Regions from separate parts of the Homo sapiens genome. Here region 2 is linked to region 1. Evidence: chromatin loops called from intact Hi-C (ENCODE). Cell type or tissue: Calu3. All regions are shown on one strand. Each heading gives the region's core, and the rest is flanking DNA. Links, peaks and the distances in the headings are about the cores only. Region 1 overlaps ZNF341 (zinc finger protein 341). Region 2 overlaps ZNF341-AS1 (ZNF341 antisense RNA 1).

Evidence for each region. A loop is a pair of places that touch in the nucleus more often than their neighbours do. Peaks named below come from ENCODE experiments on the same cell type or tissue, not always from the same donor. Only the 100,000 strongest peaks of a DNase experiment are listed, where the experiment ranks them.
Region 2: a loop joins it to region 1, with 4 times the contacts of the local background. A loop is called at or near these places in 10 of 110 quality-filtered maps.

The regions. Positions count from the first base shown.
Region 1 is chr20:33,736,914-33,752,117 of GRCh38, reverse strand. It overlaps ZNF341 (zinc finger protein 341), which reads right to left. Exons shown (of 15, transcript NM_001282933.2): 2 at 11,106-11,216; 3 at 6,819-7,015; 4 at 3,046-3,195. Among named protein-coding and RNA genes, the nearest start is that of ZNF341, 13 kb to the right of the region's middle. In Calu3, for the core only: no CTCF peak of the experiment used is centred there; DNase peaks (open chromatin) are centred at 8,307 and 8,477.
Region 2 is chr20:33,789,494-33,804,697 of GRCh38, reverse strand. ZNF341-AS1 (ZNF341 antisense RNA 1) reads left to right here. Exons shown (of 4, transcript NR_110623.1): 2 at 6,703-6,780; 3 at 9,082-9,184. It overlaps ZNF341 (zinc finger protein 341), which reads right to left. Exons shown (of 15, transcript NM_001282933.2): 14 at 15,110-15,180; 15 at 12,429-13,710. The coding sequence ends at 13,181. Among named protein-coding and RNA genes, the nearest start is that of ZNF341-AS1, 14 kb to the left of the region's middle. RefSeq lists an enhancer at 12,261-12,555. In Calu3, for the core only: no CTCF peak of the experiment used is centred there; DNase peaks (open chromatin) are centred at 7,367 and 7,957.

The sequences.
Region 1 (15,204 bases), core at 5,726-10,725:
GGGGGGGGGCTTGCTTGCAGCACTAGCTCGTGACTGGGATCTGAGAATCTGGTTTGTGGGACATCTCCTTTGTTGATAAGGCTTATTTTGCCCACCTGGGGCACTGTTCTATTGTACCAGATTATGTAGACTGCTTGGACAAAATATGTGATTCATGGTGAACACTTCCTTCTCTTCTGGGAGTCTGGAATTTTGGTCATGGTGGCTGGTCACCTACATGACCAATCCCTAACAGAAACCCTGGCCTTGGGCTTGGTGCAGCGGCTAACACCTGTAATCTCAACACTTTGGGAGGCTGAGGCGGGTGGAGTCCAGGAGTTTGAGACCAGCCTGGGCAACATGGCAAAACCCCATCTCTACTAAAAATACAAAAACATTAGCCAGGCATAGTGGTGCACACCTGTAGTCCCAGCTACTTGGGAGGCTGAGGTGGGAGAATCACCTGAGCCCAGGGAGGTGGAGGTTGCAGTGAGCCGAAATTGCACCACTGCACTCCAGCCAGGGCAGCTGAAGTGAGACCCTGTCTCAGAAAAACAAACAAACAAACAAACAAACAAAACCCTGGCTTTGGAGTCTGAAGTGTGTTTCCCTGGGTAGAAACACAGCACACATGTTGCTAGACTTCACTGCTGCAGGAAGAAGTGTGTTTTGTGCAACCTCTCCCCACCTCCCCAAGACAGAGAACTCTGGATTCCTCCAGATTCCACCTGATGTGTCTTTTTCCCTTGCTGATCTTGCTGTGTGTTCCTTTGCTGTAATAAACCACAGCCATGAGTACAACTACCTCTGAGTCCCGTGAGTCTTTTGAGAGAATCATGAATGTGTGGGTAGTCGTGAAACGCAGCCAGTAACTTCTAGAAATTTATGCTACAAAAAAAATCAAGCAGGTGGGCAAAGATGTCTGTTTATGGATAGTGACTCCAGCCATTTTCATAAAAGCAAAAAACAGCAATGACCTACATGTCTATACATAGAAACTTGGCTAAGCAGAAGATGGCCTATCCATATGGTGGAATCCTTTGCAGTTGTTAAAATGATGGTACTGCTGGGTGCAGTGGCTCACACCTGTAATCCCAGCACTTTGGGAGACAGAGGGAGGAGGATTGCTTGAGCCCAGGAGTTCAAGACCAGCCTGGGTAACATAGCGAGACTCTGTCTCTAAAAAAAAATTTTTTTAGGCCAGGCACGGTGGCTCACGCCTGTAATCCCAGGACTTTGGGAGGCCAAGGTGGGCAGATCACCTGAGGTCAGGAGTTCAAGACCAGCCTGGCCAACATGGCAAAACCTTGTCTCTACTAAAAGTACAAAAATTAGCCAGACATGGTGGCGGGTGCCTGTAATACCAGCTACTCAGGAGGCTGAGACAGGAGAATCGCTTGAACCCAGGATGCGGAGATTGCAGTGAGCCGAGATGGTGCCACTGCACTCCAGCCTAGGTGACAAGAGCGAGACTCCATCTCAAAAAAAAAAAAATTTTTTTTTAAAATTAGCCAAGTATGTTGGCACCATGTATGTAGTCCCAGCTCCTCAGGAGGCTGAGCAGGGAGGATTGCTTGAGCCCTGGAGTTTGAGGTTACAGTGAGCTATGATCCTACCACTGTACTCCAGCCTGAGTGACCTGAGTGAGACGCTGTCTCAAAAATAAAAACATGATGCTGATCAGCATTTCATAAAGGACACGGGGTCCTCTTCTTCACTGTGTTCGTTGGGTTCCCAAACAGGGAAAAAAAAAGTCTCGGTTGAGAAAATCAAAAGGATTTCTATATGGCAGGAAGAATCCAGGGACACAGCAAGGGGAGAAGTAAAACACCTCCACCTTAGGTTCCTTTGGCCACAGATCTTTTTTGTATTAAAAAATCCTGGCCAGGTGCAGTAGCTCACGTCTACAATCCCAGCACTTTGAGAGGCCGACACTAGAGGATCCCTTGAGCCCAGGAGTTCAAGATCAGCCTGGACAACAAAGGGAGATGGTCATCTCTACAAAAATTTTTTTTTTAAATCCCAGGGAGCTACTGTGCATTTTCTATTTTTCTAATAGACATGGGACACTTGTTAAGAATAAAAACAAGGCTGGGCGCGGTGGCGCACACCTGTGATCCCAGCACTTTGGGCCAAGGCAGGTGGATCACCTGAGGTCATGAGTTTGAGACCAGCCTGACCAACACAGTGAAACCCCATCTCTACTAAAAATACAAAAATCAGCTGGGCGTGGTGGCGCACACCTGTAATCCCAGCTACTCAGGAGGTTGAGGCAGGAGAATTGCTTGGACCTGGGAGGTGGAAGTTGCAGGGAGCCAAGATCGCACCACTGCACTTCAGCCTGGGCAACAGAGCAAGACTCTGTCTCAAAAAAAAAAAAAGAACAAAAACAAAAGTCAGGCTGGGTGCAGTGGCTCACACCTGTAATCCTGTAATCCCAGCACTTTGGGAGGCCAAGGTGGGAGGATCACCTGAGGTCAGGAGTTTGAGACCAGCCTGGCCAACATGGTGAAACCCCGTCTCCATTAAAAATACAAAAATTGGCTGGGCACAGTGGCTCACACCTGTAATCCTAGCACTTCAGGAGGCTGAGGTGGGGGGCTCACTTGAGGTCAAGAGTTCGTGATCAGCCTGATCAACATGGAGAAAACCTGTCTCTACTAAAAATACAAAAAAAAATTAGCTGGCTGTGGTGGCACATGCCTGTAATCTCAGCTACTCAGGAGGCTGAGGCAGAAGAATCACTTGAACCCAGGAGGCAGAGGTTGCAGTGAGCCAAGATCGTGCCACTGCACTCCAGCCTGGGCAACAGAGTGAGACTCCATCTCAAAAAAAAAAGTCAAAATAGCTGCACTGTATTGACAAAGCCCCACATGTTCTGGGTCCCCACCTAGACGTAGCAGCTTCCCCATCTATAGCAGAGCTGGACAAGGGAAAGCTGATAGCCTCCCTCAGCATCAGGGAGAGCTGGGGCCAGGCCCCCTTTATTCTACAAGATTCTGAATCTGCAGGAGTTAATGTACAGGTCTGGAATCAAGACCCTGTGAGAAGCCCACACCTTCTTACCTGCACAGGTGGGGGGCCCTGGGGCATGGGCTGGTCCAGGGATGTGAAGGCTGACATGGCAGACATGAGCACATCATCGCTCACCAAGATGTTCCCCTGCACCAGGGTCTGGATCAGTGGGGACGGGGGCACTGTGATGTATGTGGAGATCTGGACAGTGGGAGAGAGAGAATGAGTGAGACGGAGAGAGACAGAGTGTGTGTGTGCTCATGTGTGCGTGTGTGCATGTGTGGACATGTCAGGCTCTGTAAGTAAGCCGAGGGCATGGCACAAAAGATCCAGGTTCTGGAATCCCACAGACGTGGATTCCATTTCTACCTCTGCTGCTCCCTGCTGTGTGACCCTGGGCAAGTCACTCTACCTCTCTGTGCCTCCATTTAATCATCTACTGAATGAGGATGATAAGACTGGGCACGGTGGCTCACAACTATAATCCCAGCATTTTGGGAGGCTGAGGCAGGTGAATCACTTGAACCCAGGAGTTCAAGACCAGCCTGGGCAACATGGTGAAACCCTGTCTCTACAAGAAAAATACAAAAATTAGCCGGTGTGGTTTTGCACGCAGCTGGTGTGGTTTTAGAGACTCTGTCTCTAAAAACAAACAAACAAAAACGGAATGAAAGAAAAAACAAATGAGGAGAATAACTCACATCCCTCTGCAAAGTACATACCCTATGACTCAGTAATAATACTTCCTTGTATCAGCCAGGCATGGTGGCTCACGCCTGTAATCCCAGCACTTTGGGAGGCTGAGGCGGGCAGATCACGAGGTCAAGAGATCGAGACCATCCTGGCCAACGTGGTGAAACCCCATCTCTACTAAAAATACAAAAAGTAGCTAGGCGTGGTAGTGCGCGCCTGTAGTCCCAGCTACTCAGGAGGCTGAGGCAGGAGAACCGCTTGAACCTGGGAGATGGAGGTTGCAGTGAGCTGAGATCGTGCCACTGCACTCCAGCCTGGCGACAGAGTGAGACTCCATCTCAAGAGAAAAAAAAATACTTCCTTGTATCTATGCTAGAGAAACACTGAACACATGTCCACATGAAGTCCACAAGTATCTTAGGTCAAGAAGAATATCTGGTGTGGCACGGTGGCTCATGCCTGTAATTCCAGCACTTTGGGAGGCCAAGACAGGCGGATCACTTGAGGTCAGGAGTTCGAGACCAGCCTGGCCAACAGTGAAACCCCATCTCCAATAAAAATACAAAAATTAGCTGGGCATGGTGGCGGGTGTCTGTAGTCCCAGCTACTCAGGAGGCTGAGGCAGGAGAATCACTTGAACCTGGCAGATGGAGGTTGCAGTGAGCCAAGGCCAGCCTGAGCGACAGTAAGACCTTGTCTCAAAAAAAAAAAAAAAAAGGTAAGAGATGGTGAGGGGAATATTTTCTACTAGCAAAACTCACAGTCAAGCAGTGAGAAAAATGACTGTGTTTTTTTTTTTTTTTTTTTTTTTTTTTTGAGACGGAGTCTCGCTCTGTCGCCCAGGCTGGAGTGCAGTGGCGGGACCTCGGCTCACTGCAAGCTCCGCCTCCCGGGTCCACGCCATTCTCCTGCCTCAGCCTCCCAAGTAGCTGGGACTACAGGCGCCCGCCACTACGCCCGGCTAATTTTTTGTATTTTTAGTAGAGACGGGGTTTCACCGTTTTAGCCGGGATGGTCTCGATCTCCTGACCTCGTGATCCGCCCGCCTCGGCCTCCCAAAGTGCTGGGATTACAGGCGTGAGCCACCGCGCCCGGCCAAAATGACTGTTTTATGCCAGAAGATGCCTGTTTCAGTCTATATGTCCTATGGGTCTGGGGTGAATGCTTTCATAGTGATGGCAGAAATGACACCTATACAATGAATGAAGATAATGTTCTAAAGGGATAAGGAAAGAAAAGGAAGCCAGTTGAAAATCTGACCCCTTGACCTGGCATCCTGAGATATGCCCAGCCTCCTTTATGAGGGATCCTTTAGTCTTTCTATGAGCCCCCTATCCAGGGTGTCTTTGCTCCAGAACCGTGTTTTCGGCTGAGGACTCTGGAAGCTTCCCCAGATGCCTCCAGCCTTGTCCTCTGCTCTGGCCTCCGGACTTGGAAATCTACATTGTCTACTTTGTCACTGCCTCCGTTTAAAGGTTGGCAGGCATCTCAACTTCAACGTGCCCAGCTGAACTCCTGACATCCCCCCAAAACCTTCTCCTCACAGCCTCCTCCCTTCAGCTAGTGGCAACTCTAAATCAGGAGTCCTCTGTGACCCTTCTTGATCTCACACTCCTCACCCAATCAATTCACAAGTTCTATCAGCAACACCTTCAAAGTATTTCTAAAATCTCACACTTTCTCACCACCTCCACTGCCAACATGCTGGTCAAGCTACCCGCATCCACTGCCTGGATTTGCACTACAGTCCCTCAACGGGTCTCCTGGCTTTCTCTCTCACCCTCCCTCAAAACCTATTCTCTGTCCAGCAGCCAGAGTGACCTGATAAAAGTCACTATGTCCCTCCTCTGCTTGACAGCCTCCAATGGCTCCCATGTCATTCTCAGTAAAAGCCCCAGCGGCTGGGTGTGGTGGCTCACACTTGTTATCCTGGCACTTTGGGCGGCCGAGGCGGGGAGATCACAAGGTCAGGAGATCGAGAATATCTTGGCCAACATGGTGAAACCCCATCTCTACTAAAAATACAAAAATCAGCTGGGCGTGGTGGTGCGCGCCTGTAGTCCCAGCTACTCTGGAGGCTGAGGCAGGAGAATCACTTGAACCCAGGAGGCGGAGGTTGCAGTGAGCCGAGATCCTGCCACTGCACTCCATCCTGGGCAACAAGAGTGAAACTCCGTCTCAAAAAAAAAAAAAAAAAAAAAAGGCCGGGCGCGGTGGCTCACGCCTGTAATCCCAGCACTTTGGGAGGCCGAGGCGGGCAGATCACGAGGTCAGGAGATTGAGACCATCCTGGCTAACATGGTGAAACCCCGTCTCTACTAAAAATACAAAAATCAGCCTGGTGTGGTGGCGGGCACCTGTAGTCCCAGCTACTTGGGAGGCTGAGGCAGGAGAATGGCGTGAACCCAGGAGGCGGAGCTTGCGGTGAGCCGAGATGGCGCCACTGCACTCCAGCCTGGGCAACAGAGCAAGACTCCGTCTCAAAAAAAAAAAAAAAAAAAGGCCCAGACCCTACACGATCTGCCAAGACCCTCCTGCTGCCTCTCCTAGCACCTCCCACCTTCCTACTTACTCAGTCCCAGCCACTCTCACCTCCTTATAGTTCTGGAACAAACCCAGCACACTCCTGCCTCAAGGCCTCTGCATCTGCTGATCCCTGCACCTGGCTCCTGCTTCCTTCCCCAAACCAGCCGCATAACTCATTCCCACACCTCCTTAGGTCTATCTGGTATGTTCTTCCTACTTATTTAAGTAACTGCGGAAATTATATAGTACTATTGTTTCAGATTTTAAAAATAATAATATATTATCTACTTATTATTCTACAATTTGATTTTTCATACAAAACCTTTTACCTGCTATATAGTATTCTTCCTGGTCACCTCTTCACAGAGCTCTTCCCCAAGCACGATAGACAATATGGCAAAACCTCCCATCCCCGTCTGGCATCCCCTATCTCTCCGCATTTAACATGCTGAAAACAGTACATGTGCACCATCCATCTCGCCCCACTCCACAAGGGCAGGGACTTGGTCTGTCTTATCCATTGCTATAGCCCCAGTGCCCAGCACAGTGCCTGAGCATGTTAGGCCCTCAAAAAAGACATGTTGAATGAATAAATGAACAAATACCTGGCGATTGGCAGGAGTTGGGGCCTGCTGGACCGCTGTGGGTGCTGCCGAAGGTGGGTAGATGCTGTTGGTGGCCAGTGAGACTGTGGCCAGGGCGGGGGCATTCCCCTGGCACTGTTCCCGCTTGTGGGTCATAAACGCTGGCAGCGAGTTGAATTGCTTCTTACACTTCCCGCAGAGAAATACATCCTCGTCATCTGGGGTCATACCCGCAGAGTAGTGGGAAGAGGCCACAGATGAAGGTAAAGTAATGAAAAAAAAGCAAGACTATGTCAAGGGGCATCACAGTATGAGACAGGAGAACTGCAGCTGACCACAAGCAGCAATCTGGGGGGCATGCTGCGACTTGACATGCAGGTGTCAGCCATCAACTATGTGCTTCCTGGGAGTTTTCGAAGCCACACAGGTGGCCAGGCACAGTGGCTCATGCCTGTAATCCCAGCACTTTGCGAGGCCTTGGAGGGTGGATCACCTGAGGTCAGGAGTTCAAGATCAGCCTGGACAACATGGCGAAACCCCATCTCCACTAAAAATACAAAAATTAGCTGGGCATGGTGGTGCGCGCCTATAGTCCCAGCTACTCGGGAGGCTGAGGCAGGAGAATTGCTTGAACCCAGGAGGCAGAGGTTGCAGTGAGCCCAGATCGTGCCACTGCACTCCAGCCTGGGCAACAGAGCGAGACTCCATCTCAAAAAAAAGAAAAAAAACCACACAGTTTCCTGCAGGGATAGCCATATGTGGCCAGGTACCAATTAATTAGAAATCAAAAAACAGTAAAGTATGTTCACTACAAAGTTGAGAACTCCAGAACCTTTATCCTGTCTGAATTTATTCATCAGTCCCCAAATGAGCCACCTGATCATACTCCTCCCATGCCTTTGCATCCACCGTTCGCCCTGCCAGGCTGCCTCTCTGAGGACAACTTGTTCTGCAAGCCTCAGCTTGACTGTCACCTCTTCCAAGAAGTCTTTTTTTCTTTTTCTTTCCTTTTCTTTTCTTTTTTTTTTTTTCTTTCTGAGAGAGAGTTTCACTCTTGCTGCCCAGGCTGGGGTGCAGTGGCACAATCTCAGCTCTCTGCAACCTCTGCCTCCCATATTCATGCGATTCTCCTGCCTCAGCCACCCCAGTAGCTGGGATTACAGGCATGCGCCACCACGCCCGGCTAATTTTTGTATTTTTAGTAGAGACGGGGTTTCACCACGTTGACCAGGCTGGTCTCGAACTTCCTGACCTCAAGGGATCCACTCACCTCAGCCTCCCAAAGTGCTGGGATTACAGGCGTGAGCCACTGCACCGACCTCTCCAGGAAGTTTTTCTAAAGCCAGCGGCTATAGTTCCTTCCTCTGGCACACCTATCATATAACAGTTTTCTTATCAACACCAGACTGTGAGTCCCCTAAGGGAAGGACATGTGTCTTATTTATCACCATAACTACAATATCTCCTGGACACAGAGGAGGTTCTCAATGGACGTTTGTTGAATGAATGAAAAACTAAATGAATGATTAACTACAGTTAACACCATCCATTGCTGAGGGCCTACCACAGCTATGCGCTCACTGTGTCAAGCACCCAACATGTGGTAGCAGAAATGTCTAATTGTTATTCAATTCTAATTGTATCCTTTTTTATTTATTTATTTTTTTAAGAGACGGGTTGCCAGGCGAGGTGGCTCACTCACACCTGTAATCCTAGCACTTTGGGAGGCCAAGGTGGGTGGATCACTTGAGGTCAGGAATTCATGACCAGCCTGGCCAACATGGTGAAACCCCAGCTCTCCTAAAAATACAAAATTAGCTGGGCATGATGGTGCATGCCTGTAATCTCAGCTACTCAGGAGGCTGAGGCAGGAGAATTGCTTAAACCCAGGAGGTGGAGGTTGCAGTGAGCGAGATCACACCACTGCACTCCAGCCTGGGCAACAGAGCAAGACTCTGTCTCAAAAAAAAAAAAAAAAAAAAAAATTGGGCAGGGTGCGGTGGCTCACGCCTGTAATCCCAGCAGTTTGTGAGGCTGAGGCAGGCGGATCACCTGAGGGTCACGAGTTCGAGACCAGCCTGGCCAACATGGCGAAACCCCGTCTCTACCAAAAATACAAAAATTAGCCGGGTGTGGTGGCAGGTGCCTGTAGTCCCAGCTACTCAGGAGGCTGAAGCAGGAGAATCACTTGAACCCAGGAGACAGAGGTAGCAGTAAGCCAAGATCATGCCATTGCACTCCAGCCTGGGCAACATGAGCAAAACTCCGTCTCAAAAAAAAAAAAAAAAAGAGAGAGACAGGGTCCTGTTGTGTTGCCCAGGCTGCAGCACAGTGGCTATTCACAGGCATGATCATAGTGCACACCACTCTCAACTCGTATCCTTCTTATACAATAATACAAATTTCAGTGGGAAACATGGCTTCATAGTTAAATAATATATTTCCCAGGCTTCTCTGCAGCTAGGAATGTCATGTGACAGAATTCTCACCAATGGGACAACAATAGAACTGTACCGTATCTGCAACTTCCTCATAAAAGGAAAAGGAAAGGGCATGGACAGGGCACTGTGGCTCATGCCTGCAATCCCAGTACATTGGCAGGCTGAGGTGGGAGGATTGCTTGAGCTCAGGAGTTCAAGACCAGCCTGGGCAGCACAGAGAGACCCTATCTCTATTTTTTTTTTTTAATTAAAGAGAAGTTTTTTGGCCAGGCATGGTGGTTCACGCCTGTAATCTCTGCACTTTGGGAAGCTGAAGTGGGTGGATCACCTGAGGTCAGGAGTTCGAGACCAGCCAGGCCAACATGATGAAATCCTGTCTCGACTTGGCCGGGCGGTGTGGCTCACGCCTGCAATCCCAGCACTTTGGGAGGCCGAGGCGGGTGATCATGAGGTCAGGGGGTTTGAGACCAGCCTGACCAACGTGGTGAAACCCCATCTCTACTAAAAATACAAAAATTAGCTGGGCATGGTGGCGGGCACCTGTAATCCCAGCTACTCAGGAGGCTGAGGCAGGAGGATTGCTTGAACCCGGGAGGCGGAGGTTGCAGTGAGCCGAGATCGCGCCACTGCACTCCAGCCTGGGCGACAGAGCAAGACTCCATCTCAAAAACAAAACAAAACGAAAGGGTATGAATTCCACTTCCCTCTTTCTTCCCTTCATGTTGGCTGGAATGTGCCAATCAAAGTGGGAGCTAGAGCAGCCATCCCGGGCTGCAGCTCGAGGGCAGTAGAGCCACAGGAAAGAAGGAGTCTGAGTCTCACCATGCCCACCCCAAATGCCCAAATGCCCATCAGGACTTCGCGTAACACAGAAACAAACTTTAATCTTGTAGAAACCATGGTAAACTTCAACAGCTAGAACCAAATCCCAAGTACTCTCATAAGATTCCTATGAGGCAGAACAATTGTCCCTATTTTACAGGTGTAGGAACTGAACCACAGAGAAATTCACTCACTTGCCCACGGTCACAGAGCTAAGAACTATAAGAACAATAATTCAAACCCAGCCATTTATCTCCCTGCCCCTAGTGTGATTCCCAAGTACACAAAAATGTTTGTGGAATGAATAAATGAACACAGTCTCACATAGAAACTTCCAAAAGAAGGCCCTTACAGGCCAGGTGCAGTGGCTCATGCAGGTAATCCCAGCACTTTAGGAGGCTGAGGTGAGCAGATCACCTTAGGTCAGGCGTTTGAGACCAGCCTGGCCAACATGGTGAAACCCCATCTCTATTAAAAATACAAAAAATTAGCCAGGCGTGGTGGCGCACGCCTGTAATCCCAGCTACGCAGGAGGCTGAGGTATGAGAATTGCTTGAACCTAGGAGGTGGAGGTTGCAGTGAGCCAAGATCGTGCCCTGCACTCCAGCCTGGAGGACAGAGTAACACTCTGTCTCAAAAAGAAAAAAAAGAAAAAAAAAAAAAAGAAGACCCTTACAGGCCTGGCCCAGTAAACAGGAGCAATTCATGCTCAGCCTATTCTTTCCACAGAAGGGAGGCTGAATAATCACTTCCAGGGCAAAGGCACAGGCATTGTTGTCAGGCATTGGGGCCCTTAGCCATTCCCTGCATCTTGATCCCATCTCCCCACATTTACTAAGCAATTGAGAGCAGTGTCCTCAGAGCTAAGCAGAGAAAGCCGTGAGCCCAAAGATCCCGGCTGGGAGGCGGGGGAGAGGGTTCAGACACCAGAGCATGTCCTGGGGACCACAGCAAGCATTTCACTCCCACAGCCCAGCACAAGCTCCACCTACTCTTCGCGGGGAGCCATTCACTCTCCCACCGGTGAACCTGAGCAGATACTCACCCAATGGCTGGATAGCAGGGGGCGCATTGACACTCTGGCCTGTCGGATCAGGGACTGCTCCTTGGCCATCCAATAATGACTGGACAGCCAGAACGGTCTGATTGTCCATTCCTGAAAAAAGAAGTGCAGCCTCTTTGGAAGGTAGGCCCAGCATCATGCTCTGACATCACCCTTACAAGCCAGACCCAGGCAAAACCCCTGTGGCGGCTGGGTACGGTGGCTCAGACCTGTAATCCCAGCACCATGGGAGGCTAAGGTGGGAGATCGCTTGAGCCCAGGAGTTTAAGACCATTCTAGGCAGCAACATAGTGAGACTCCACCTCTACAAAAAAATACAAAATTTAGGTAGGCTTGGTGGTGCATGCCTGTGGTCCCAGCTACTAGGGAGGCTGAGGCGGGAGGACTGCTTGAGCCTGGATGGTCAAGGGTACAGTGAGCCATGATCATATCACCTCACTCCACTGTACTTGCTCTTGACAGAGCAAGACCCTGTCTCAAGCAAGACAAAACCCCATGGCAAGGATGGCCGGCTATGCCCCAATATACATTCTCTTCTATTTCCATTGTGAGAGAGCCCAAGATTTTGGGCTGCAAAGATGGCCCCCAAATAAAGGTTACACTTCCCAGGCTCTCTTACAGTTAGGGAATGACTAAGTTCTGGCCAAAGGAATGTAAATGTGCTATGTGGCAGCTTCTGGAAAGTTTTCTTAAAACTGCCTGATATGTGACCCTCTTCTTTGTCCCATCCTCCTTTCCACTTCCCAGAATAAGAATATGGTGGTAGCAACTCAATCCACCATCCTGGATCATAAGGACAACCTTAGGATCGTAGGATAAAAAGCTGGATGGAGCCAGGCGCAGTGGCTCACGCCTGTAATCCCAACACTCTGGGTGGCCAAGGCGGGCAGAGCACCTGAGGTCAGGAGTTCGAGACCATCCTGGCCAACATGGTGAGACCCTGTCTCTACTAAAAATACAAAATTAGCTGGGCGTGGTGGTGTGTGCCTGTAATCCCAACTACTTGGGAGACTGAGGCAGGAGAATCACTTGGACCCAGGAGGCAGAGGTTGCAGTGAGCTGAGATCCTGCCACTGCACTCCAGCCTGGGCAACAAGAGCGAAACTCTGTCTCAAAAAAAAAAGCTGGATAAATCCTGGGCCTCTGAGAACCTTGTAGAACACAGCCATCTTCCTATCTTAGACTGCCTTCCTCTGGACTTTCATGTGAAAGAAATAACCTTCCAGCCTGTTGAAGCCACTGTGACGTGGGGCCTGTCTTACTCATGGCTGACGCTAATCCTAGGTGACAAAGTCCCTCCAGAAATCACGTTAGCCAGTTTTCCTCATGCACACTCCCCAAACCCCACAAATCTGTGTGCACGCGGGCGTCCTTGCCTTCCTTATTTCTCAATGTGTGTCTATCTTTTTTGTTCTGCAATAAACAATAGACTCTGAATTGGTGGCTGGGGGATCGAGAAACTGACTTCTTCCATGTTTTCTAATCAGTTATCACAGTTGAAGTTCACAGTAGTACACTGTCTGGCCATGTCACTAGCCGGATGACAGGCCTCCTCACATCTCAGTGGCCACCAAGGCACACTGTGCCACTCCCAAAAGACCCAGATGGTGCCTCCTCTCTATGACCCCACAGCCGATGCTCTGCCTCCAACCTCTCAGCTTTTACTGGGATGTCTTCCCCAGCTTCTAACTGCAATGCAAATTGAAACCATCAGACCAGTTATCTCTGGCCGGGCATGGTGGCTCACGCCTGTAATTCCAGCACTTTGGGAGGCAGGGGCGGGTGAATCACGAGGTTAGGAATTCAAGACTAGCCTGGCCAAGATGGTGAAACCCCATCTCTACTAAAAATACAAAAATTAGCTGGGCATGGTGGTGGGTGCCTGTAATCCCAGCTACTAGGGAGGCTGAGGCAGAGAACTGCTTGAACCCGGGAGGTGGAGGTTGCAGTGAGCGGAGATGGCGCCACTGCACTCCAGCCTGGGTGACAGAGTGAGACTCCGTCTCAAAAATAAAATAAAATAAAATAAAAAATTGAAACCATCAGCTACTGCAGCCAAACTGAATCCATGCCTTCCCTTGTCACAATGCAGGCTGTGTCCCTCCTGACGCTGCCAGCGCAGCCCTCCCCTCCATCTCCTCCTGCTCCTCAGAAGCCACTCTCCACCAACTCTCACCACACTGTGCCTGGGAACCATCCACAGCTACACACGATCAGTCTCTCCAGAGTGCCCTCCTGCAAATTCATGTTTCCATCTCTCCTCCCTTCAATGGCAAGTATCCCATGAGGGTCACCTACACCCTCTATCTCTTCTACCACCTTCCAGTTCTCCTTCCCCACTCTAGTGGGACTTAAGCCCTCCACTATCTGGAACCACCTTTGAAAAAGTTGCAAAGTGAGAAAATCATGACAGTGAAAGACACCTGACCTAACGAACCCCCATCTTGCCTTTAACCTCCAAACTGCCCTTAGTAATCCCTGGGCTTGGGCCAAGATAACTAGGGAGAAATTTAGTTTACAGTTTAAATGATAATAGCCCTTCCCCAAAACTAACCCTCCTTTGTGAAGCTAATGAAAGACCATGAGGTTAGGAGGATAAGAGGAACCTACATTCTGGTAAGGTGTAGACATAAATATTACCAGCCATTATTCCAGAGATCACAAGATTTGCAACTTCCCCAATTACTCCTGCATATAATATTATTATCATTATTATTATTTTGAGATAGAATCTCCCTATGTTGCCCAGGACAGTCTCAAACTCTTGCACTCAAGGGATCCTCCCACCTTGGCCTCCCAAAGTGCTGGGAATACAGGCATGAGCCACCACGCCTGGCCAACTTTTTTTTTTTTTTTTGAGATGGAGTTTCACTCTTGTTGCCCAGGCTGGAGTGCAATGGCGCAATCTTGGCTCACTGCAACCTCTGTCTCCCGGGTTCAAGCAACTTTCCTGCCTCAGCCTCCCGAGTAGCTGGGATTATAGGCACACGCCCCCATGCCTGGCTAATTTTGTACTTTTAGTAATGACAGGGTTTCTCCATGTTGGTCAGGCTGGTCTCAAACTCCTGACCTCAGGTGATCTGCCCGCCTTGACCTCCCAAAGTGCTGGGGTTACAGGTGTGAGCCACCGCACCTGGCCCCAACATCATTATTATAGAACCTAAGATTAGCCTTTTGAGATATCTTTTCAGATTTTTGCATTTCTGACAACCAATGGCTCCACGTAGACTCGCCAATGAGTCCTGCAGCCCCACCCAGAAGCAGACTCTGCATGTAGGAGGACCATTTTCCACAACTCTATGATTGCACCTCCAACCAATCAACAGCACCCATTCCCTTGTCCCCCAAACTATCTTTGAAAAAACCTAGTGTCTGGCTGGGCATGGTGGCTCACGCCTGTAATCCCAGCATTTTGGGAGGCCAAGGTGGGCAGATCATGAGGTCAGGAGATCAAGACCATCCTGGCTAATACGGTAAAACCCCATCCTTACTAAAAATATAAAAAATTAGCCGGGCATGGTGGCAGGTGCCTGCAGTCCCAGCTACTTGGGAGGCTGAGGCAGGAGAATGGCGTGAACCCAGGAGGCGGAGGTTGCAGTGAGGTGAGATCACGCCATTGCACTCCAGCCTGGGCAACAGAGCGAGACTACGTCTCAAAAAATAAAAAATAAAAAATAAATAAATAAATAAAAATAAAAAACCTAGTCTCTGAATTTTCTAGGAGGCTGATTTGAGTAATAACACAATTCCAGTCTCCTGTTCAGCTGGCTCTGTGTGAATGTAACTTTTTCTCTGTCGCAATTCCCCTGTCTTGATAAATTGGCTGTATCTGGGCAGCAGGCAAAATGAACCCATTGGATGGTTACAGTTCCACCAAAACACTTTCCCCATCATCACCAAAGACCATCTGGCAGCACCTGCCACTCCCTGAAACACTCTGTTCTTGGCTCCAGGGCACAGCCTTCCTGGGTCTTCTCTACCTTTCTGTGCCTCCTTTACTCTCTTCTCCTGGCCACCCCCTAAGTGTTTCCATTTTGAGGAAACACTTTGTCCTTTGTTCCTTTGTCTGGACTCTCTCACC
Region 2 (15,204 bases), core at 4,969-9,968, 53 kb before region 1:
AATTAGTGTTGGCCACCTGGACCGCTGGGTTGAAAAGAATTTTGAGGCTGCATCAGAAGTTCTTGTAAAAAAAAGTGCCAAGATTGGCCCGGCATGGCGACTCACACCTGTAATCTCAGCACTTTGGGAGGCCAAGATGGGAAGATTGCTTGAACCCAGGAGTTTGAGACCAGCCTGGGCGACATAGGGACACTCAGTCTCAAGAAATAATTAAAAATTACCTGGGCATGGTGGCACACACCTATGGTCCCAGTTATTCGAGAGGCTGAGGCAGGAGGATCACTTGAGCCCAGGAGGTTGAGGCTGCAGTGAGCTGTGAACATGCAACTGCCCTCCAGCCTGAGTGACAGAGTGAGACACTGTCTCAAAAAAAGAAAAAAAAGTGCTCAAGATGGATTTGTGATGTCTACCCAGGGTATGGGATGGGAAGTGGTGACACATGGGCAAAGTAGCTGCCATCCTGGCTGAGAATTCAGCTGCCATAAATAGAGATTCACAGAGTGGACTGGCTCAATACTGGAGAGCCCTGGGCTTTGCTGGCCTGTATTTTTCTGGTCTCTCAGACAAATGCACAGCCTTTTCAAACTTTGACCAACTCGTATTAACTTATTCAAAACTGTGTGAAAAAGAATGAGCCACTGATACATGCAAGAATTTGGATGACTCACAGATATTATGCTGAGTGAAAGAAACCAGATACAAAAGCTTGTATGACTCCATATATACGAAGCTCAAAAACAGGCAAAACTAATCCATGGTGTTAGGAATCAGAATAATGGTTACCTCCAGGGAGGTACAGACCAGGAAGAGGACCCTTACAAGGTGCTAACAGGTTCAATAGCAGGATCCAGAGGTGTTCACATGGCTGTATACAAATTAATCAGTTTTTATACTTAAGACGATTGCCCTTTATGTATCTTATGTACTTTATTAAACATGTTATATTACAATTTAAAACAACATCTCCAGGCTGGGCATGGTGGCTCATGCCTGTAATCCTAGCACTTTGAGAGGCCGAGGTGGATGGATCACTTGAGCTCAGGAGTTCGAGACCAGCCTGGCCAACATGGTGAAACCCCAAGTCTACTTAAAAAATGCGAAAATGAGCCAAGCATGGTGGTGCACACCTGTAATCCCAGCCACTCAGGAGGCTGAGGCAGGAGAATCACTTGAACCCAGGAAGTGGAGGTTGCAGTGAGCCGAGATCATGCCACTGCACTCCAGCCGGGGCGACATAGCAAGACTCCATCTCAAAAATAAGTAAATAAGTAAATAAATAAATAAATAAATAAATAACATCTCTAGCTGGGCATGGCAGCTCATGCCTGTAATCTCAGCACTTTGGGAAACCAAGGTGGGAGGATTGCTTGAGGCCACAGTTCAACACCATCCTGGGCAACATAGTGAGATCTCTTCTCTAGAAAAAAATTTAAAAATTAGCCAGGCATGGTGGTGCAAGCCTGTAGTCTGGGCTACTTGGGAAGCTGAGGTGGAAAAATTGCTTGGGCCCAGGAGTTCAAAGCTACAGTGAGCTATGATGACGCCAATGCACTCCAGCCTGGGCAACAGAGGGAGACCCTGTCTCAAAAAAGAAACGAACAACAACAACAAAAATACACACACAAAGTATCTCTAATAAGAGCAGCAACAGAAGAATAGTTTTTATTTGCAAAGTGCCTTTGCACACAAAAATCCCATCTTATCTCCATCATCCCTCTAAGCCCCATGAAGTAAGCATTACTATCCACCTCCATTTTACAGTTGAGGAAACTGAGGCCCAAAGAAGTAGGAATTGACTAAAGTCACATGGTTAAAGATACCCAGCCATATATTTGTAACCTTCTTTGAAAACATTAATTATGAAATGAGGCCGGGCACGGTGGCTCACGCCTGTAATCCCAGCACTTTGGGAGGCCGAGATGGGCGGATCACCTGACGACAGGAGTTTGAGACCAGCCTCAACATGGAGAAACCCCATCTCTACTAAAAATACAAAATTAGCCAGGCGTGGTGGTGCATGCCTGTAATCCCAGCTACTCGGGAGGCTGAGGCAGGAGAATTGCTTGAACCTGGGAGGCGGAGGTTGCGGTGAGCCGAGATCACACCATCACACTCCAGTCTGGGCAACAAGAGTGAAACTCTGTCCCAAAAAATCAAAAAAATTATGAAATAAAACCTTAATTATGAAACTTGGTCTCACATAATTATACCAAATTAAATACAGAGGACTTCGCTGATTTTTAGTTGTAAAAAAGAGTTCATCCAACATTCTCTCCTGATTAAACAAAAAACAAACAAACAAAAAAACAAAACCTGAAACACTCAGCCAACTAGGAAGAGGAGAGAACTTCTCAACCTGGTAAAAGGCATCTGTGCAAAACCCACAGCTAACATCACACTTAATGGTGAAGACAAAGGCCGAAAGCTTTCCCCCTAAGATCAGGAATAAGATAAGGATGCCTACTCTCATCACTTCCAATCAACATTGTACTGAAAGTTCTTGCCAGGGCAATTAAGCAAGAAAAATAAATAAAAGGCATCCAGATTGGAAAAGCAGAGGTAAAACTATTTCTATTTGTAGATGACATGATCTCATATAGAGAAAAACCTAAAGAATACACAGAAAGCTATTAGAACTAAAATGAGTTCAGCAAAGTTCAACAATATCAACACACAAAAATCAGTTGTATTTCTGTACATTAGCAACGAGCAATATGAAAATGATATTAAGAATCATTTCCATTTACAATAGCATCAAAAATAATAAAACATTTAGCAATAAATTTAACCACGGAAAGGAAAGGCTTGTCCTCTGAAAAGTACCAAACCTTGTTGAAAGAAATCAAGGAAGACATAAATAAATGGAAACACATTCCATGTCCATGGATTAGAAGACTTAATTGTTAAGACAGCAACACTCTCCAAATTGCTCAACAGATTCAATACAAGTCTTTCAAAATCTGAGCTGCATTTTTTGCAGAAATGGACAAGTTTATCCCACACCTCATATGGAATCGCAAGAGACCCTGAATAGTCAAAACAATATTCAAAAAGAAAAATAAAGTTGAAAGATTCGCATGTCCTGATTTCAAAACTTACTGCAAAGCTACAATAAAGAAGTTTATCGATCAATTGAATAGAGTCAAGAGTACAAAAATAAACCTATACATCTATAGTCAATTGATTTTCAACAAGTGTGCTAAGACCATTAAATGGGGGAAGCATAGTCTTTTCAACAAATGGTGCTAAGACAGCTGGGTATCCAAATGCAAAGGAATGAGGCCAGGCCCTGTGGCTCATGCCTGTAATCCCAGCACGTTGGGAGGCCAAGGCAGGAGGATCGCAGGAGCCCAGGAGTTCAAGACCAGCCTAGGTAACATAGTGACACCCCAGCTATACAAAATAATAATAATAATAAATAAAATTAGCCGGGCATGGTGGTGTGTGCCTGTAGTCTCAGTTACTCAGGAGGCTAAGGTGGAAGGATCACTTGAGCCCAGGAGTTCGAGGCTGCAGTGAGCTGTGATTTCATCACTCTACTCCAGCCTGGGTGACAAAGTGAGACCCTGTCACCCAGGCTGACCCTATATGAAATGTCCAAAATAGTCAAATCCATAGAGATAGAAAGCAGATTAGTGGTTGCCAGGGTCCAGAGAGGGGGAAAAAGGAGAATGACTGCTTAATGGGTACAGGGTTTCTTTTTGGGATGACGAAAATGTTATGTAACTAGATTGTGGCGATGGTTACACAATATTGTGAATGTAATAAAAAAGAGCTGCATTGTATACTTTAGTTAAAATGGTGAGGTTTTTTTTTTTTTTTTTTTGGTAGATGGAGTCTCACTCTGTTGCCCAGGCTGGAGTGGAGTGGTGCAATCTTGGCTCACTGCAACCTCTGCCTCCCAGGTTCAAGCAATTATCCTGCCTCAGCCTCCTGAGTAGCTGAGATTACAGGTATTGCCACCACACCTGGCTAATTTTTTGCATTTTTAGTAGAGATGGGGTTTCCCTATGTTGGCCAGGGTGGTCTCAAACTCCTGACCTCAGGTGATCCGCCCGCCTCAGCATCCCAAAGTCCTGGGATTACAGGCATCAGCCACCGCACCCGACCAAAATGGTGAATTTTATGTCATGTGAATTTTATCTCAATTTTTATTTTTATTGTTTGAGACAAAGAGTCTCGCTTTGTTGCCCAGGCTGGAGTGCAGTGGCACAATCTCGGCTCACAGCAACCTCTACCACCCAGTTTCAAGTGCCCACCACTACACCTGGCTAATTTTTGTATTTTCAGTGGAGACAGGGTTTCCCCATTTTGGCCAGGCTGGTCTCGAACTCCTGACCTCAGGAGATCCGCCTACCTTGGCCTCCCAAAGTTTTGGATTACAGGCTACAAACACCACGCCCGGCCTTATCTCAATTTTTTTTTTTTTTTTTTTTTGAGACAGAGTTTCACTCTTGTTGCCCAGGCTGGAGTGCAATGGCACGATCTCGGCTCACTGCAACCTCCGCCTCCCGGGTCCCGGTTCAAGCAGTTCTCCTGCCTCAGCCTCCTGAGTAGCTGAGATTACAGGCATGCGCCACCACGCCCAGCTAATTTTTGTATTTTTAGTACAGACAGGTTTCACCATGTTGGCCAGGCTGGTCTCAAACTCCTGACCTCATGATCTGCCCACCTCAACCTCCCAAAGTGCTGGGATTACAGGCGTGAGCCACTGCGCCCGGCCCCTTATCTCAATTTTTAAAAGTGCGTTGAAGTAATGAAGAGGGAACATGTTTTGGTGCCTACCACACAGACCTAGATTAGAATTGGGGCTCTGCCATTCAGCCATGTGCTTTACCTGCCTTGGTTTTCCTGTCTGTGAAACAGAAATAACACTATATTCCTCACCAGGCCATTCTGATGATTCAGTGACAACACAGACAAAGGCCTTAGCACAGAGTATGTATTCAACAGATATTTATGAAATAATAACAACAGGAATAATAATCATTAACATCCACGGAGCTCTCACTCTGACAGCTTACATAGAATATCTCATTTATTTACTTATTTTTATTTTATTTTATTTTTTGAGACAGGGTCTCACTCTGTCACCCAGGCTGGAGTGCAGTGGCACGATCATGGCTCACTGCAACCTCTGCCTCCCAGGCTCAAGCGATCCTCCCACCTCAGCCTCCCGAGTAGCTGTGACCACAGGTGTGTGCCACCACACCCAGCTAATTTTTGTATCTTTTGTAGAGACAGGGTCTCCCTATGTTGCCCAAGCTGGTCCTAAACCGCTGGACTCAACTGATTCTCCCCCCTTGGCCTCTCAAAGTGCTGGGATTACAGGTGTCAGCCATCACGCCCAGCCAGATTATCTCATTTAATCATCCAACTATAGTTCTATGAGGTAGTTACAGATTACAGCTGAGGAAACAGAAGCTTGGAGAGGTTGAATAACTTGCCGAAGATCACACCATTATTGAGTGGACTGGTTGGCACTTGAACCGTGAGAAAATAACAGAGAATCTTCATCAGCACTTTATGCTAAGCCAGACACTGAGCCGAGGATTTTACATGCATTACCTCATTTAGCCCACACAACAACTATATGAGGTAGGCTTTATTGTTCCCATTTTATACATTAACAGAGGTTGGACAGCTTGCCTAAGATCACACACTTGTAGGAGGCAGAGCTGGGATTCTTACTGTAAAGGCAACCAGTTTAGCCACTGTGCTATTCTGCCTACATGCAAATAATGAATGAACAGAGAGACACTCACACCTACAAACAGGTAAATAAATAAAGTGTGGTGGGCCTGGGAGCAGGTCTCACCTCCCAGGGGAGTGGGGCAAAGTAAGCGATGGGGGCAGGAAAGGCCCAACCCAGCAGAACTTGAGGGGTTAAGTGAGGAGTGAGGGGGAGGTGGGTGAAACTGTTGACCAGAAAGGACCCTACACTTGTGCTAATGGTGGGTTACAGGGCCTACTCCATACCCATTTGTCTGACCACATGCAGGCCATGCAGCAGGCCCTAGACGGCCACACAGGCTCCAGTCAATGACTGTGACTCCCTGGACTTTACCCCAGGGAAACCCTCATCCTCACCCAGGCGCAGGCCCAAGGCACAGGTAGACTAGAAGTCTACCTGCACGAGGAAGGAAAAGTCCACATCCAATCCCTTAGAATATCCTGTTGGCTCTATCATCAAAATATATCCAGAAAGCTATCATTTCTTACCATCTTCATTGCGGTTACTCTGGTCAAAGCCACCATCATCTCTTGCCTGCACTATTGCAGTAGCCTCCTGGTGGGCAGGATAATGGTCCTTCAAAGACGTCCATGTCCTCATCCCCAGAATCTCACCTTAAATGGACTTTGTAGAAGTGTTAAGGAGTTTGAAATGATGAGCTTATTGTGGATTATCCAGCTGGCCTCAATGTAATCACAAAACAGAAGCAAGAGGTTTCAGAGTCAGAGACTGGCAGGATGCTGCCCTTCTGCCTTTGAATGGAGAAAGGTGCCACAAGCCAAGGAATGCAGGTGGCTTCTAGAAACCGGAAAAGACAATGGAACAGATTCTCCCCTAGAGCCTCCGGAAGGACAAAGCCCTGCCAACACTTGATTTTAGTCCAGTGGGAACCATATCAGACTTCTGACCTCCAGAGTGATAAGATCTGTGTTGGTTTAAGCCACTAAGTTTCTGATTCTTTATTACAGAAGCAAGAGGAACCTAATACTCTTCCTCATTGGCCTTCCTGTCTCCATCTTTATTCCTTCCAGCTCATTCTCTACATGGTAAGCAGAGGTATCCTTTAAAAAATATGTGTTTGGCTGGGCACAGTGGCTCATCCCTATAATCCCAGCATTTTGGGAGGCCGAGGCAGGCGGATCACTTGAGGCCAGGAGTTCAAGACCAGCCTGGGTAACATGGTGAAACCCTATCTTTACTAAAAATACAAAAATTAGCTGGGCATGGTGGCATGCACCTGTAGTCTCAGGAGGCAGGGGCACGAGAATCGCTTGAATCTGGGAGTTGGAGGTTGCAGTGAGCTGAGATCACGCCACTGCACTCCAGCCTGGGTGACAGAGAGAGACTCTGTCTCAGGAAAAAAAAAATTATATATATATATTTTTTTGACATCTGACATATATATATACACACACATATATATATACATATATGTACACACACACACATATATATGTTTTGACACTGGACATACATATGTATGTCGGATCCAGTCACTGAATGCTCACAATCCTCCAATGGCTCTCCACGTCCCTCAAGTAAAACCCAAAGTCCTTTCAATGTCCCTCAAGTCCCTACATGATGTCATGATTTTCCTGTCACCTCCTTGCCCTCCCCCTTTCCAGTGCCTCACTCCAATCACACTGGCCCCTCTACTCTTCCTCAAACACACCAGCACCCTCCAAACTCTCAAAACCTCTACTCACCTCTACTTTTTTTCCTTCTCTATAGTCCTCGTCACCTCCTAACATCTATAACTTACTTATTTACTTTGTTGTTTATCTTCTGCTTCCTCCACAAAGGATCTCCACAAATGATTGTTTTGCTCATGATGTATCATCAAAGAACTATGCTTGGCACGTCATAGGTACTCAAGAAATATTTAATCAATAAATAAGTGGACTGAGGTAGCAGTGGCCTGGGAAGCAGCCTTGCCTTGATGAGACTTTGGACAAGACCTTTTCTCTCCCTGGGCCTGTTTATTCTCTGTGATTCTTCAAAGGACGCAAGGCCCTAAAGTTGGGTTCTGTGCCTAAGCCTACCTGAGGCACCCTCAGCTAGTAAGAAGTCACTGCCAATCCTTAGATGGAGCCTGCTCACCTCCCTGATCACCACCCTTCAGGCCCTGAAAGCCTTGTGTGTGGGGGGGTCACTTGCTGGCAGCCTTGGGGGTTGGGAGCACCCGTAGCTGCCACCTCCACTCCTTCCTCCCCAAAGGAGACAAAACTAGTCCAACCAGTTCCCTGGGCCACAGGGACACCTGCTCTGTCGACTTCCACCTGCTCTGTCGAGACTTCCAAGCCACCTGCCTTAGTCATTTGGCCCAGATATTCTCTGCTCCCTCTTTGAACAAAGGAAGATATCCTTTTATATCAGACATTACTTCCCAGGACCCTGGGTCAGTCATATCTCGGTCTACATGACAGATTCTCTGGTCTCCCTGGGGTGAGAGGAGCGGGTGGGTAAAGTGAGCCTTCTTCTCTCAAAGTGCTGTTGTTTATTCATTCGACAAATATTGATTGAACAATTCCTGGGAAGGTCTAAGCACTGTAGATACTTCAGGAACAAAACAGACAAAAGTCGATGCCTTTGTGGACCTTTTGTTTCTAATGAGGACAACAGACAATAAACAAATGTCTAATATAATGTCAAGGGTGACGTATAAAAATAAAATAGGGTAAGGAATTCGAGAATGATGGAGGTGGGGCTATGTTACACAGATTGGCCAAGGAAAACTTATCAGAGGAAATGAGTTTTTTTGTTTATTTATATATTTATTTATTTATTTTGAGACAGAGTCTCACTCCGTTGCCCAGGCTGGAGTGCAGTGGCATGATCTCAGCTCACTGCAACCTTCACCTCCCCAGTTCAAGTGATTCTCCAGCCTCAGCCTCCTGAGTAGCTGGGATTACAGGCACGCACCACCATGCTCGGCTAATTTTTTGTATTTTTTAGTAGAGACAGGGTTTTGCCACGTTGGCCAGGTTGGTCTCAATCTCCTGACCTCATGATCCACCCACCTCAGCCTGCCAGAGTTCTGGGATTACAGGTGTAAGCCACCACGCCTGGCCCAAATGTCCCAATTTTTTACATTTTCTAATTGCTTCTGGAGTATAGGAGCATAGTAGATTTGTATATATTGATCTTGCTATTATTTCAGCACCCTTGCTATTATCTCACCCTTTCCAATCCTGATACTATTTATTTCTTTTTCTTGCTCTATTATTCTGGCCAGGCCACTAATGTAATATTGGAGTCATAACAGCAGGCATCCTTGTGTCATTCCTGACACTTCACCACTGTAGTATATTTTAAATTTGTTTTTAAACGTTGGCTTACTTTTTCAGACACTGTGAATGCCAAACTGTCTGGAGGCTGCCATGAGCGGCCAATTTGTGATCTCTGCTTTACCTGAATTATTTCCGTGAATTGTGACATCAACCTCGCCAGGTAGGTACTATTATTCTCCACACTGACACAAGGAAACTGAGGTTCAGAAAGGTGAAGTGACTCGCCATAGTCACACAGCTAGGAGGGGGCAGAGCCAGAATTCAAACCCAGCTCTGCTTGATACCAAAGACTGTAATCTTTCTCTTTTTTTTTTTTTTTTTTTTTGAGACAGAGTTTACTCTTAGAGTAAGAGTCTGTCCATGAGTTTACTCTGTCACCCTGGCTGCAGTGCAATGGTGAGATCTCGGCTCACTGCAACCTCCGTCTCCCGGATTCTACAAATTCTCCTGCCTTGGCTTCCCAAGTAGCTGGGATCACAGGCACATGCAACCACGAATGGCTAATTTTTTGTAGTAGAGATGGGGTTTCGCCATGTTGGCCAAGCTGGTCTCGAACCCCTGACCTCAGGTGATCCGCCCATCTTGGCCTCCCAAAGTGCTGGGATTACAGGAGTGAGCCACCACACCCGGTAAAAAAACTGTGATCTTTCTGGGGGTGGAGTGAGACCCTGGATGCCTAGGCCAGCCCCTTTTTATGCTCCACTCTGTCCAGCATCTTGGAGTTCGGTGGCAGACCCTGGGGTCCTGGAGCAGCTATCTCCAACTTTCTTTTTTATTATTTATTTATTTATTTATTTATTTATTTATTTATTTAATGAGACAGAGTCTTGCTCTCCCCCAAGCTGGAGAGCAGTGGCATGATCTCGGCTCACTGCAACCTCCGCCTCCCAGGTTCAAGCGATTCTCCTGCCTCAGCCTCCCAAGTAGCTGGGACCAGCTCCAGGGCCACCACATCTGGCTAATTTTTTGTATTTTTAGTAGAGACAGGGTTTCACCATGTTAGCCAGGATGGTCTTGATATCCTGTCCTCGTGATCTGCCTGCCTCGGCCTCTCAAAGTGCTGGGATTTGTCACCAACTTTCTGTTAAACATTATAGCTGATCTTGGTATGTCCTTATCTGTGGCTTGGCTCTGCTACTTCCCTCCTGTGTGACTTTGGGCTGCTTAACCTTAATGTGCCTGTTGCCTCATCTCAGCTGCAAAATGGGCTTAAAAGTAGTGCCTACATTGAGGTGCTGGGGATGGTGCCAGGCATTCATTCGATAACTAATAAATGTTAGTTCTCGTGATTACCAGTAGACGTGTATGCCTGTGTGCACTGACAGGAAGAAGCTATAGAAAAACCACTTAAATAGTTATATTAGGAAGAAGATGTCATTTTTTTTTCTTTTTTTGAGATGGAGTTTCACTCTTGTCACCCAGATTGGAGTGCAATGTCACGGGATCTCAGCTCACTGCAAACTCTGCCTCCCGGGTTCAAGCGATTCTCCTGCCTCAGCCTCCCAAGTAGCTGAGATTACTGGCATGTGCCACCACGCCCAGCTAATTTTTTTGTATTATTAGTAGAGATGGGGTTTCACCATGTTGGCCAGGATAGTCTCAAACTCCTGACATCGGGTGATCCACCCGCCTCGGCCTCCCAAAGTGCTGGGATTATAGGAGTGAGCCACCACACCCGGCTGAAGATGTCGTTCTTCACATTTCTTTCAATGCCATTGTTACAACTTTTAAAAATGTTCACTGTCTCCCATGACTCCCCTTCATTATGTGGAGAATAAAGTCCAGATTCCTTAACCCACATCTAAGGCCCTCTCTGATTCATCAACCCACACTTCAATCGTGGAAAGTGGCTAAGAACCCATGGAGGCAGGCTGCCGTGGCTTGAGTCCCAGCTCTGCAGCTTTCCTGGCTGTGTGAGCTTGGGTAAGGAAGTTTACCCCTCTGGGCCTGGGTTTTCTCAGCTGTAAAATACAGAAAGTAACAGCACTCACATGACAGGCTGAGGCGACGTGACTGTAAATAGCCTGGCACAGTGTCCCTCGTGTGGAGAAGGTGAAGCAACAGCCATGATCATTATCCACCTACTCCTCTGAGACCTCTGGTCACCCTGGAACATCCGCCGGCCCCAGAACATAGCAGGCCTGGCACTGTCCCACCCCAAGGTGTTTGCACGCGCCCTGCTCTCACCCAGCACACCTTCCCCTATCCATCCACCCATCAAAGCACCCCGGGCCAAGGCCCAGCTCCAGGGGCATCCCCTCTGACTTCCTGTCCCCACCAGTCCCCCTCGGGCCTTTGTGCAGGCCGGTACACTTACACACCTCACCCCCATCAACTCTGTCCCTCCTGCCGCGTCACACCCTTCCTGAGGATGTGGGAAGCTGGGCCTGGCTCTGAGTTCCAGCCCTGAGATCCAACACAGATGCCTGAGGGACCTGCCAGCCTTCAAAACAATTCAGTCATCAAATGGAGTCCAACAGCCCAGAAGGGTGGCTGTGAAGATAAACAGGAAAACACTAGTCAAGGCCCTTTTCTCCTTCCCGCCTCCTCATGAGCCCGGTCCACCTCCCACCGGGACCAGCTGAGAGGTAGGAGGAAGCACTGGACGCGGTGACATTGATGGCCTCCAGATGCCGACACGAGAGGGATTTCTGATCTTGTTTACAACGGATTTGGAGGTGGCTAACTATCCTGAATTCCCACAAGTGAGTACAAACCCCGACCCCCATGGGGTGTTGTCCTGGACTGTTTTCTGTGGATGGGTGTTCCCAATTTCCTTTCTTTTTTTTCGTTTCTTTTCTTTTTTTTTAAATCTTTGAGACAGGGTCTTGCTCAGTTGCCCAGGCTGGAATGCAGTGGCACAATCTCAGCTCACTGCAGCCTCAACCTCCTGGGCTCAAGTGATCCTCCCACATTAGCCTCCAGCATATCTGGGACTGCAGGCACCCACCACCATGCCCAGCTAATTTTTTTTTTTTTTTTTTGAGACAGGGTCTCACTCTGTCTCCCACACTGGAGTGCAGTGGCACGATCTCAGCTCACTGCAACCTCTGTCTCCTGGGTTCAAGTGATTCTCCCGCCTCAGCCTCCCAAGTAGCTGGGAATACAGGTGTGCACCACCACACCCGGTTAATTTTTGTATTTTTACTAGAGACGAGGTTTTGCCATGTTGGCCAGACTGGTCTCAAACTCCTGATCTCAGGTGATCAGCCCACCTTGGCCTCCCAAAGTGCTGGGATTACAGGCATGAGCTGCCGTGCCCAGCCTTGCTTCCCTTATCATCTCTCCAGGGCTCCCTGTGTGAGGGGCCTGGGACCCCTCAGCCACCACAAGCTTCAGAGGGGGAGTGCTGCCACCTAGGGGCAAAGAAGGAAACTGCCACAGCTTGGCCCAGGCCACCCGGACACGTTATGACAAAAACATTTATTGAGCACTTTCTGCGTGCCGGGCACCATGCCAAGCCCCTGGCGCACTTCATCATACTGGATCCCCAGGACAACCCTATGAGGTAGTAGTATCGTAAGCCCCATTGTACAGATGAGGAACACGGGGCTCAGAGAAGTGAAGTGACTTGCCCAAGGTCACACAGCAAGTGCATGGCAACTCTTGGATTTGAAGCCAGATCTGTCTCATAGCTGCAGTCTAGCCGTGACACCTGAGTGCCTCCTAAAAGCTACATCACAGAGCTGTCTGAGGATGCTGTGGGGAACCGTCTGTGAAAAGGTGCAACACGTAAACTCCGAAGAGTTTATGGCAGGCCTCCTGAAGAACAGCAGACTAGAGGCTACCCAGAGGCAGCCTGGAGACAGAGTGGGGAGGAATGCCCTGTCTCCTCTCCCAGGGGCCCCGACCACCAGCCTAGACCAGCGGGACTCTGGGCTGCTCAGGCTTCAGCCATCTCTCTCCTGCCACCATGGCTCTGCCCAGAAACCGTGGATGGCCCTGCCCCCAACCCTAGAATGTTGCAGGGCTTTCCGGCAGGAGAGGGGCACAGGAGGGCGACCATGGGCTGAGGTTTCTGAATGACATTCAGCAGGATTTCTGCCAATGGCTCGATGGCTCGCTTCCACTGGTAAGGATCACCGGTCTGCCCCCAGGGGCCCTGGACCCAAACAGGAGCATCAGGCCTGCCCAGGAAACAGACACCTCAGGTCCGTCACTCGGAGGCCTGGATGTAGACGGGCACAGCGAGCATGGCACATGGGCCCTCGGCCCCAGCCTGCAGCTCCGCCAGAGCCAGGTTGGAGCCCAGCCCCTCAGCGTGTCCAGGTACCACCAGCTCAGTTTCCGCGCCCACCGCACCACCCACAACGATGGACAGCACCGCGTCCGGCTCTGCGAAGGGCGGCTTGCCGGGGACAGCCTCGGGCACCAGCCCAGCCCCTGTGTCCTTCAGCTCCTCCAGCCCCAGCGGGTCAGGCAAGGGGGTCAGCACCTTGCGCCCACCACTGCCGCAACTGCGGGGGGCTGCCCTCCTCTGGGGGGGCCGCCGGGTTTGCAGGTCCTTGTCCTTTTGGGGGCCGAGACGACAGCGGTGATCTTTGAGGTATTTGTGGCGGGAAAAGCCCTTGGCGCAGCCAGCACAGCGGAACTTGTAGTTGCCCGTGTGGGCGCGCTGATGCTCGGCGAGGTGGGCACGGCGGCTGAAGGACTTGCTGCACAGGGCGCATTTGTGGAGCTTCATGCCTGGAGGGCAAGGGAAAGTCAGTGAGAAGCATCCAGACCTTCACCCCGCAACAGTGCCCTGCGCTGGGAATAAAATCCAGGCTCTTTCCCCACCAGCACCTGTGTGATCTGGCCCCAGCTCTCTCCACCCTCGTCGTCTGCCTTCTTCCAGCCACTCTCTGCGCCAGCCACACTCGCTCTCCTCAGAGATGCCACGCTGGCTCCTCCCTCTGCGCCTTTGTACTTGCCATTCTCCTCTGCCTGGAACAGCTGCTCACTCTCTGCACCTTGGCTCGCTTTGCCAGGTCATCTCAGGCTCAGGGAGGGGCCGTGACGCCTGAGGCCACCCACAGGAACATGGCAGCACTAAGACTCCAACCCAGCCCTGTGTGTCCAAGTCATTGACCTACTCTCCCAGTTTTCACACTTTCTTTAGTGACTGACTCCTTTCTGTAAACCTTCTCAAACAAGGGAGACTTTACCCCCCAGAGGACTCAGCAATGCCTAGAGACATTTTTGGTTGTCACAACTGTGGGGGGATGCCACTGACACCAGTAGATAGAAGCCAGGGATACTGCTAAAAATCCTACAGGGCACAGGACAGCCCCCAGGACAAAATTATCTACAGGATTACAGGCCAGGCGCCGGTGGCTCACACCTGTAATCCCAGCACCTTGGGAGGCCAAGGCGGGCAGATCACTTGAGGTCAGGAGTTCGACACCAGCCTAGCCAACATGGTGAAAACCCCATGTCTACTAAAAATACAAAAATTAGCTGGGTGTGGTGGCAGGCACCTGTAATCCCAACTACTTGGGAAGCTGAGGCAAGAGAATCGCTTGAACCTGGGAGGCAGAGGTTGCAATGAGCCAAGATCACACCACTGCACTCCACCTGGGTGACAGAGGGAGGCTCCGTCTCAAAAAAAAAAAAAAAAAATTATCTGGCCCAAATTGTCAATGGTGCCAGGGTTGAAGAACCTTGTTTTAGACCTCGGCTGGCATGTGGAAAGCCAGCCAGGCTGCTCTGAGGAGGCGCTGAGAAACTGAGGAGTGGCTTGGAGACCCCTGCCCTGCCCTATCAAAGAAGCTTCCTGGCCATGTCTTGGACCTGGCTGGAATCTGATTCCCTCCACACCTCGTCCACACCTCTATTACACTGGGCACTGCTCCAACTGAGTCATCTCTGCTCAGGTCAGCTTCCTCCTTGGACTGGGGGACTGTGTCTGATTCATCTCTGTTCACCCTTAAGTCCCTAACACAGGCCTGGCTCATAGCCCACATAAGTGAAAGTGCTGGCTGGAATGTGCCAGGCAGGGAAAACAAGCCTCACAGGATATGTCTGCTCTTTCTCTTCCTGGCGGGTCTATCCCAGTGAACTAGAGCTGAACCAGACCCTCTTAGCAGGCCCAAGAGCCACTTACCAGAGTGGGAGAGGATGTGGGCCTTCAGCTTGTCCGGCCGGTTGAACTCCTTACTGCAGCCTGTGTGCGTCCTAAAACCCAAAGCCACTGGTCAG